2 separate regions of the Homo sapiens genome follow, and region 1 is linked to region 2. A link is a contact called in ENCODE Hi-C or POLR2A ChIA-PET data. All regions are on one chromosome and are shown on one strand. Each heading gives the region's core, a stretch centred on a gene start or an enhancer-like site at or near the end of the contact. The rest is flanking DNA. Distances are from core to core; before and after follow the strand shown. Region 1 overlaps PARD6G (par-6 family cell polarity regulator gamma). Region 2 holds the start of MBP (myelin basic protein).

Region 1 (4,374 bases), core at 794-3,293, 3.1 Mb after region 2:
AATGGCTGAATTTTGGAAATAAAGGCTGGAGATAAACCCAGAAAACCTTACCCAGGGCCATGGCTCAGATCCAGGGGTCTGATCATCAGCCTGTCCGCCCTGGTAAGGTAGACAGTCCTTTCTATTTTTAACAGCTTTATTCCGAAATAATTCACATAAACTTCACCCATTTAAAGTGTAGAATTCAATGGTTGTTGGTATTTATGCAAATCTCTAGTTCTAGAACATTTCTATCACTCCAGAAAGAAACCCCCTCCCTCCCAATTCTCCCCACCTCTCAGCCCCTGGCAACCATGAGTCTATGGATTTGCCCATTCTGGACTTTTCACATTACAGAGGATTCTTGTCACGTGTAGTAGTTTGTTCTCTAAAGTTGACATGGTCACTGAATTACTGAGCATAGAACCATTGCTTCCGGGGGACACAGGGTTAGGTTCCTGTTAGCCTCTGGTCACAACATTTCATCAATACACAGTCCTTGAATAATGAGAATCAACTTCCAAAGTCATCATACAATATGGGAACTTTTATGTCCGGCTTCTCTCACTCTTAAACATACGGTTTCTGAGGTTCATCCATCTGTAGCATGTGTCAGCGCATCATTTTTCATGGCTCGATAACATTCCACTGCATGACTAGACACACACGCACATGCGCACACTTTTTTATCCATTTATCAGCTGATGGACGCGTGGGCTGTTCTCGCCTTATGGATATTGTGAATAATGTTACTATGAACATTCGTGTACTTTTTGTGTGGGTGCATTTTTCCATGTGCTAGTATTTTGCTGAAGGGTTTTTACATCTACATTCATAAAGGAATGCTGTTCTGTAGTTTATCACTGTGTCTTTGTATGGTTTGGAGGAAGAGATTATTTTAAGCAACAGATTAATTTTTCTTTTTTTCTGAGACGGAGTTTCGCTCTGTCACCCAGGCTGGAGGGCAGTGGTGCAATCTTGGCTCACTGCAACCTCTGCCTCCTGGGTTCAAGCGATTTCTCCTGCCTCAGCCTCACGAGTAGCTGGGACTACAGGCACATGCCACTACACCTGGATGATTTATATATTTTTTAGTAGAGATAGGGTTTCACCATGTTGGCCAGGCTTGTCTCGAACTCCTGACCTCAAGTGATCCACCCGCCTCGGCCTCCCAAAGTGCTGGGATTACAGGCGTGAGCCACCATGCCTGGCTGAGCAACAGATTAATTTTTTAAAACATAATTGTGGGTTTATTCCAACATGTATTAGGAGAATGCTGACTTTTCCTCTGTGATAGTAAATTCCCTCTTAACATATATTTAAATAAAATACGTCCGTGTACAGAAAGTTATTAAGTAAATGACACAGTGGGTACGGCTGCAGTAGAATCTTGAAAATAGCATGACCGTGACTGACCCCTCGACACCCCTGCTGCAGTAAAAAGGCTGTGGGATTGAGTGTTGCCTCTCAGGGGCCTCAGCTCTGCCCCAAACGCAAACACACAGATTATGAAACATCAGCACAGATTACTATGCAGGGAGGGTGCCTGACTGTGCACCGGAAACAACTGCCCCTGACTGCCACCTGGAATGTCGTCATCTTTACAGTCAAATCCACTGAGGACAGCGAGAGGCAGCTCTGATTTTCCCAAAGACAGGACCGAGGGGCCAGTGAAGGGCTTGTCATCAGCAGATGTCGCTGTTAAGCTCTGACAACAACCCCAGAGACAGGCACTACCACCCGTGCCACAGATGAGGACGGTAGAGCTCTGCGGGATGAGGCGTGTGTTTGTGTCACAAAGCCAGGGAGAAGGTGGGGTCTGAGTTCAGGTCTCCCTAGCTCCACACTGTAACATGACAGAGGAAGGCAGGGGCTGCTGGCGACACGCTCACGCTATAACCACGAGAGACTGAGAAACCCTGAGCCAGCTAGTTAAACTGGGCTACTACTCTGAGGGCAGAGGAAGAAGGAAAAATAAATGATGAAGACTGAACACAGGGCCCCAGCCAGCAAGCTGGAAAGAGGCAGAGTGTCCGAGCTGCTGCTGGAGGTTAGCACGTTCCCATGGGCAACACACAAGCCCACTTTCTGGTCCCAGCCCAGCTTTGATGCATCCCCAGTAGAGGGTGCCAAGACGCCTGGGGCCCACCTCCAAAGGGCACAGTGCCTTCTGCTGGCCTTCACCCCAGCTCCACAGTCAGCGGGACAAAAAGACTTGTTTCCTGCACGATGGGCAACAAAGCCTGTGCGCACATCTGCAGTTTACACACCTTCTTCACACCATTGCTCACCCCACACCATGTGAGCAAATGCTGTGACCTGGGATGGCAGGGGCACAGCCAGGAACACACCCCCACCCTACGCTCCTGGTCGGGTGGAGACAGACGGCAAACCAGCTCTGGGAGCAATGGACAGAGCCCAGAGGAAGCCGAGTAAGAGGACAGAGGACGACAGGCAGAGGGGAACACGGGCTCATCAGATCAAGCAGCTGAGACCAGGCCTTCCTGAGAAGGCAGCCTGTGAACAGATACAGACACCCAGGCAATGTGAAGGGGTAGAGAGTTCCAGGGCAGGGGGCAGGGGGCACAGGCCTCCATTCCAGGACCAGCCAAGCAGCAAGCAGCCACTGCAGAGGGCAGCATACAGAGGACCGAGGTGTGGCACGCTGGAGGCTGTGCAGAGCCATGCAGAGACAGCGAGGGTCCTTGCCCCCAGCAACCCCGAAGGACTGATGTGGAAGCTGAAGCTCAGCCCGTCCCCCAGGCCACTGTGAGGAAGTGACAGCTGTGTTGACTTCTCAGCACCGTCAGCAGGATACCCAGGCCCAGTGAGAACTGCAGATGCAGAGTGTTCTGATCTTGTGCCAGAGAATCTGTCTGAAGTGAGGTCAACGAGTCTCCTGCCGTTCCCTTCATCACCACAAATGGGAATAACAGCCATAGCTAGTATTTACAGAGCAGGGACGAGGAGCTGGCAGCACGCTGCTCAGCATCACCCTCACAGAAACTGGATGGGGGTTACTATGAGGACCCTCGTTTTGCAAAGCAGGACGCTGGGGTGAAGGAGGCGGAGGGCCTCGTCTGAGAACTCGCCCAGCCCGCCTCCCACCCAGCACCCTGCTGCTGCTTCCTCTAGTCTCAGCTCAGCCTTTCCTCCGGGAAACCTCTCCTAGCTGTCCCAGAGACTCTGGCAGCAGATCCATGAGGGCAGACAGGGCACACTGCAACCTCACCTTGCAACTGTCACCACTGGCTGCTTGGTTCCTTGAGGTGGTCAGTGTTCACCACCTGCACCGTGGGGCCGCCCAAAGGAGAGGCAGTCAGTTATAAAAATGCCATTTTCCCAATATCAAGCCTCACCTGCAGGTGCTTCTTTCTTTCAGCATATTATTTTGAAACAACAAGGTTCTCCGAAGTTTGGAGATGGAAAAAAAATCTAAATGCAGTCCAGAGACGTGAGCAGTATGAGGTCCCACAATAAGTCAGCAGTAGGGCACCCCTTCCCTTTCAGCCATTAACCTATGTTAGTAATTTATTTTAACATAAAATGATATTATTACTTATAGCGAAACTGGGCCTCAGAGCTAAAAGTTAACCAAAGTTATCATCGAAAGCTAACATGCTCCCTCCTCCTAACAAGATGATGGAGGGCATGCACCGTAACCCCAAGTTTCATTCTGAGGCCACTGACTCAAGCCTCCTTATCACTGAGTCATTTCACTTCTAGTTAAATGACTGGAAGTATCAATATTATTCTTTCTTCAGTATTTAAAAGTCAGAAGTCAATATCATTTAAAGTAGAAAACACAGTTTAGTATTTTGTCTATTAATGCTGATGAAACAATTTTTAATTTCTTTAATCTCCTACTACAGGTTAGAAAACGAACCACATAGTCCTGTAATGACAGAAAAAATTGAAAACTGTATTTTAAAAATGATTTCTCAACAAGACCAGCCGGCCACTCAACCACTTCAGTACCTCGTTTCTGGATGAAGACCCTGAGCAGGGGATTTGCACTAGAAACCGCCTTGCAGAAGTTGTCATCATTGTTGATGGGCAGCAGGTCTCCGTGCACATCTGCATAGCCAATAGTTACATCACTGTTGGAGATATGGTGGGTGTGCACAACCAGCTTGTAGAAATCTTCAAACTTCCCAGGCTTATGACGGTCCAGAGAGAACCTTCGGAATTCCGCCCCAAACTACAATGCAAGAGACGGGGTGGGGGGAGGGGCATTAATAAATACCAGAGAAATATCCAGAAATAAGGTGTGGTTAGTGTACTTAACAAACAAGTATTTACATTCCACATTTTCTTTAATCAATCATCCACTGATAGACACATAAGTTGATTTCATCTTTGCTATTATGAATAGTGCTGGAATGAAGCTACAAA
Region 2 (3,700 bases), core at 227-2,726:
TCCTTAAACTGTCCCCCGGAGCTTCGCCAGATAAAATGTCCAAAACACACACTGGAGTTCCCTGACGTTTCCTTCCTCTGAAAAACTCTCTTTCCAGGCGGGGCGTTCTGTGGTCAGACGAGGCAGAGGCCTCCCCGGAACGAAGTCCACGCCCCCTCCCCACCCCAGCACCCAGCGAGCCCACGCGCCCCTCACCCACGCGCAGAGAAACCGAGCACTTGTTGATTCTCACGTTGTTGCAATTGGAAAACGGAACAAGGAACCAGAGCTCGCCTGTTTCCAGCCAGAGTCGCACGGGGGTCCCCAAAGACGCTTGAACCTTTTCCCAAGCCCCACTCCACCTTCCAAAACGGGGGGGCTCAGGTGGACGCGAAAGGACACAAGGCGCTGCCCCCAGCACCCCGGAAAATCTAGTGTGGCGGCAAATGACCGCAGGTCACACACCCCGGCCTCGGGGGCCACGGAAAACGGACGCACCCGGCCCAGGACAGGCAGTGGGGCCCAGGAGGGGACTGCCGGGAAGACCCGGGCGGGCCGGCGGGCGGCTGCGGGCGGCGCACGTGGGCCCAGGTGGGCGCAGCGACGGGCCCGGCCGAAGAGCCCGAGACAGGCCCTGCGAAGGCGGAAGCCCGGACCCGGGCTCTCCTGGCCGCCCCTGGAGCTCAGAGGGAGACTGCGCTTCGCCCCGGGGGCAGGGGCAGGAGCGCGATCGCGCGCGGGGCCCCCGGGGTGTGATTAGCAGGCGCCGCGAGCCGGGAGGACCCCCCAGCCCGCCCTGGCAGCCAGCACCCTCTCCACACCCGCCCAGAGTGGCCGCTTTTGACCGCCGTCCCCTCCCACCCTAGACTCCTCCCCTCAGCCCCACGGCCCGAGGCCGAGCGGTTTCAGCGACCCTGGGACCGCCGGGCCTGGCTGGAGTCCACCCCTGGACACCTGTCAGGGTCGGGCCCCGGCGCTGTAAACCCGCGTCTACACCCGCGCCCAGCCCCCGCGCAATGGGGATCGGGGGCGGCGACTTGGGTTCGGGTCAGGGAGGCCGCCGGCTGCTACCTGCTCGGCCACCTGCTCCGCTGCCTAGGTTCTCCCTGCGCGTCCCCAGCCAAGAAAGGGACCCGGAGTCCGGGCGTCGGGATAGCTCCTGTCCCCGATCTTGCGCCCCCGGCTCCCGCGGGGCTCCGGTCCGGGGTCCCGCCCAGGTCTCCGCGGTCCCCACTCGGAGGGGCACAGAGACAAAGGCGGCAGAGCAGCCCGCCCGTCCCCGAGGGTCACCCACCGGCGCTGCGCTCGTTGCTCCGAGGCCGAGGGGCGCCGCGGGGTCCAAGGCCCTGCTCCGCCTGCCCAGGCCCGGGCAGGCTGGTCTCGGCTTCAAGCGCCCACGCGCGGGGTCCCCGGGCAGCCTGCTTCGCCTTCCGGGGTCGGGAGACAGGGGCCGCCGGGGCCGGAGGCTGCTTCTCTCTGGCGCGCGGCGGCGGTGACTGACGGCGGCGGCTCCGAGGGACGGGCGCGCACCCAGCTCCCCGGCCCCGCCTCCCCGGGCTTCCTGCGAGCCAGGTAAACACAGGCCGATCCCGCCGGGCCCGCCCCACCTGGACGCGGCCGCCGGCGCCGCCCCGGGAGCTCGGAGGACCCCGGGCCCGCTCTGCCCACGCGGAACTTGGGGGGCGCACGGGGCCCACGCGCAGGGTCAGACCTCGGAGGGGCGGCCTGGAGCCTCGCCCGCTGCCGAACTGGGCTCCGAACTGCGGCCCGTCGACCCTTCCCGTTCGGAGGCTTGGCCTCCGAACCCACCCCGACCCCGACCTCGACCTCGCGGGAGGGGTGCCAGGCCGCATCTCCCCGCGTCCTCAGGGGCTGGAAACCCCAGAAACTGCCGATAGACTTGGCGCAGCCCCGGCCCTGCAGGAGGAGAGTCAGCCCGGCCTGGAGGCGAAAGGAGCCGGCAGGTCCTCCCAAGGCACTCCCTCCCTCCCCTGGAGCCCAGGCCAGGCCCATGTCCGGCTGGCAGGTGCTCCTCTGGGAGCTGGGAGCTGGGAGCTGGGAGCTAGGGGCGCACCTTCTCCTGCAGGACCGGCGCAGGAAGCGTGCGCGGAAAAGACAGCAAAACACGCGCAGGTGCGAGGAAGCAGCCTGGTCCTGCAGCCCAGAGACATCGTGGTCTTCGTCGCTGTCTTGTTAAAAAGAAAAAGCCTGCTGTTTAGCCGTGACTCACCTGCACACAGATTTAGTGGTCAGAGATCTTTCTCTGGATTCTCAGCCTCCTGATGGTGGAAGAGGAGGAGGTTGGGGGAGTCCCAGAATGAGGCCCCGCGTTCCTCCTGACCTACACCCCCAGTCAGGGATCTGGATCTGGAGCTTCCAGGGGACCTGGAGCAGCCTGGGACCCACACAGTTTGTTAGGAAGTGAGGGAGAGGGGTGAGCGCTGTCCCGGCCCGCGCTGGGAGGCGGGACTCAGACTTCAGCACGGGGTCGGGGTTTCGGCCTAAAACCAGCCTCCCCCAAAGCCCCGGAGGATTTAGCAACTGTCTTCAAATGCTGGCAACTGGAAGAGAAATACTTCCACAACGACGCAAAAGCATTCAGTCTGGTCGTTTCCTCAGGAGAGATTTTCAAGTGGAGGGGGCAGGAGGGTTCTGAGACTTTGAGGCTGAAGGTGAGGAGGGAAAAGGGTGCCAAAGATAGTGTGTTTCTCCAATTTTTCTGCCCCACAACCTCACTTTAAGTCAAGGATGAGCGGAGTGGGCGTGGGAGGCTGGACAGCTGCCCTAGGAGCACGGGTGGTGACAATGAACCCGGGTGCACCCAGGTCCCAGCTCAAGTCACTCAAAGCTCAGGCTGGGGAAGCTGGAACACTAAAATGGGTCCCATTTTAGATACCTGCTTTAGCATCAGAAACAGCTTTTCCTCCCCAAAATATCTCTTGGCTTTATCTCAGTGACTCCACAGGGCGGGGCCACCTTCCTGCCTGCAGATGTCCCTGTGTGCTGGGCTCTGGAGCGTCCCTCAGGCCACAGTGACAGCTGCACACGCGGCCTTCTGTTTGGTGCTCCTTCTGCTGGTGTTACAGTGGTTTCCTGAAACACTACATATGCCAACAGTCAGCCCTACAAATGTCAGGCTCCACAAGTTCCAGTTAAAAGTCTTTTTAAAGTATTTATGAAATTTCACCGTGCATATTTTGTTGGGATAGAGTGTCCACACAGATGGGCAGCCAGGCAGTTTAGAAAAGTCATGGATTCTTCAAAGAAAACATGTAGATAATACTATTTAATAAAACAGTGGATTCACATTTGGATCAACTGGTCTTATCTTGGGGGCTTTCATGCCCTCCCGGTTAGAAAAAGGACCCCAGGTTGAGGACAGTGGATGGAAGAAACAGAGGCTGGCATTTCACTGTCGAGAGACAAACTTTCACATGAAGATGTCCATGTAGCCCTCAGCAAAGTGACAGAGATTCGTTGTGCTGAATAAAATTGAAAGGCATCTTTTGACAAGTAACCCATCAAAGCCTCATTGTGTCTTTGACATTTCTAAGAAAATCACATTGCAGTTACCCCCATCTTTCACAAGGTACCGGAGAGCAGAAAGTTTGACCTATCCATCATCTCATATGGCAGCAAATAGCAAAATGTTTTGTGCATGAAATACACTCAATAAATTTTTGTTAAGCTGAATTAAACTCCAAATTACCCAAGCTAAAGG

Evidence for each region. Hi-C counts contacts between places; a loop is a spot of excess contacts on that map. ChIA-PET counts read pairs that join two places held with the same protein, here RNA polymerase II (POLR2A). Pooled maps may share reads with other maps.
Region 1: a loop to region 2 is called in a map with no recorded cell type, with 11 times the contacts of the local background. The contact joins the enhancer-like site here to the promoter of MBP in region 2. A Hi-C loop is called at or near these places in 1 of 37 single-sample maps with no recorded cell type and 1 of 50 pooled maps. POLR2A ChIA-PET finds 5 or more read pairs at or near these places in 1 of 52 experiments (GM12878).

The regions. Positions count from the first base shown.
Region 1 is chr18:80,198,753-80,203,126 of GRCh38, forward strand. PARD6G (par-6 family cell polarity regulator gamma) reads right to left here. Exons shown (of 3, transcript NM_032510.4): 2 at 3,958-4,180. Among named protein-coding and RNA genes, the nearest start is that of PARD6G, 47 kb to the right of the region's middle. Within about 2 kb of position 2,044, at least 3 of the 41 ENCODE cell types and tissues checked have a DNase peak (open chromatin) inside an H3K27ac peak, as active enhancers do.
Region 2 is chr18:77,131,307-77,135,006 of GRCh38, forward strand. It overlaps MBP (myelin basic protein), which reads right to left and starts at 1,477. Exons shown (of 9, transcript NM_001025101.2): 1 at 1,274-1,477. RefSeq lists a silencer at 442-1,741.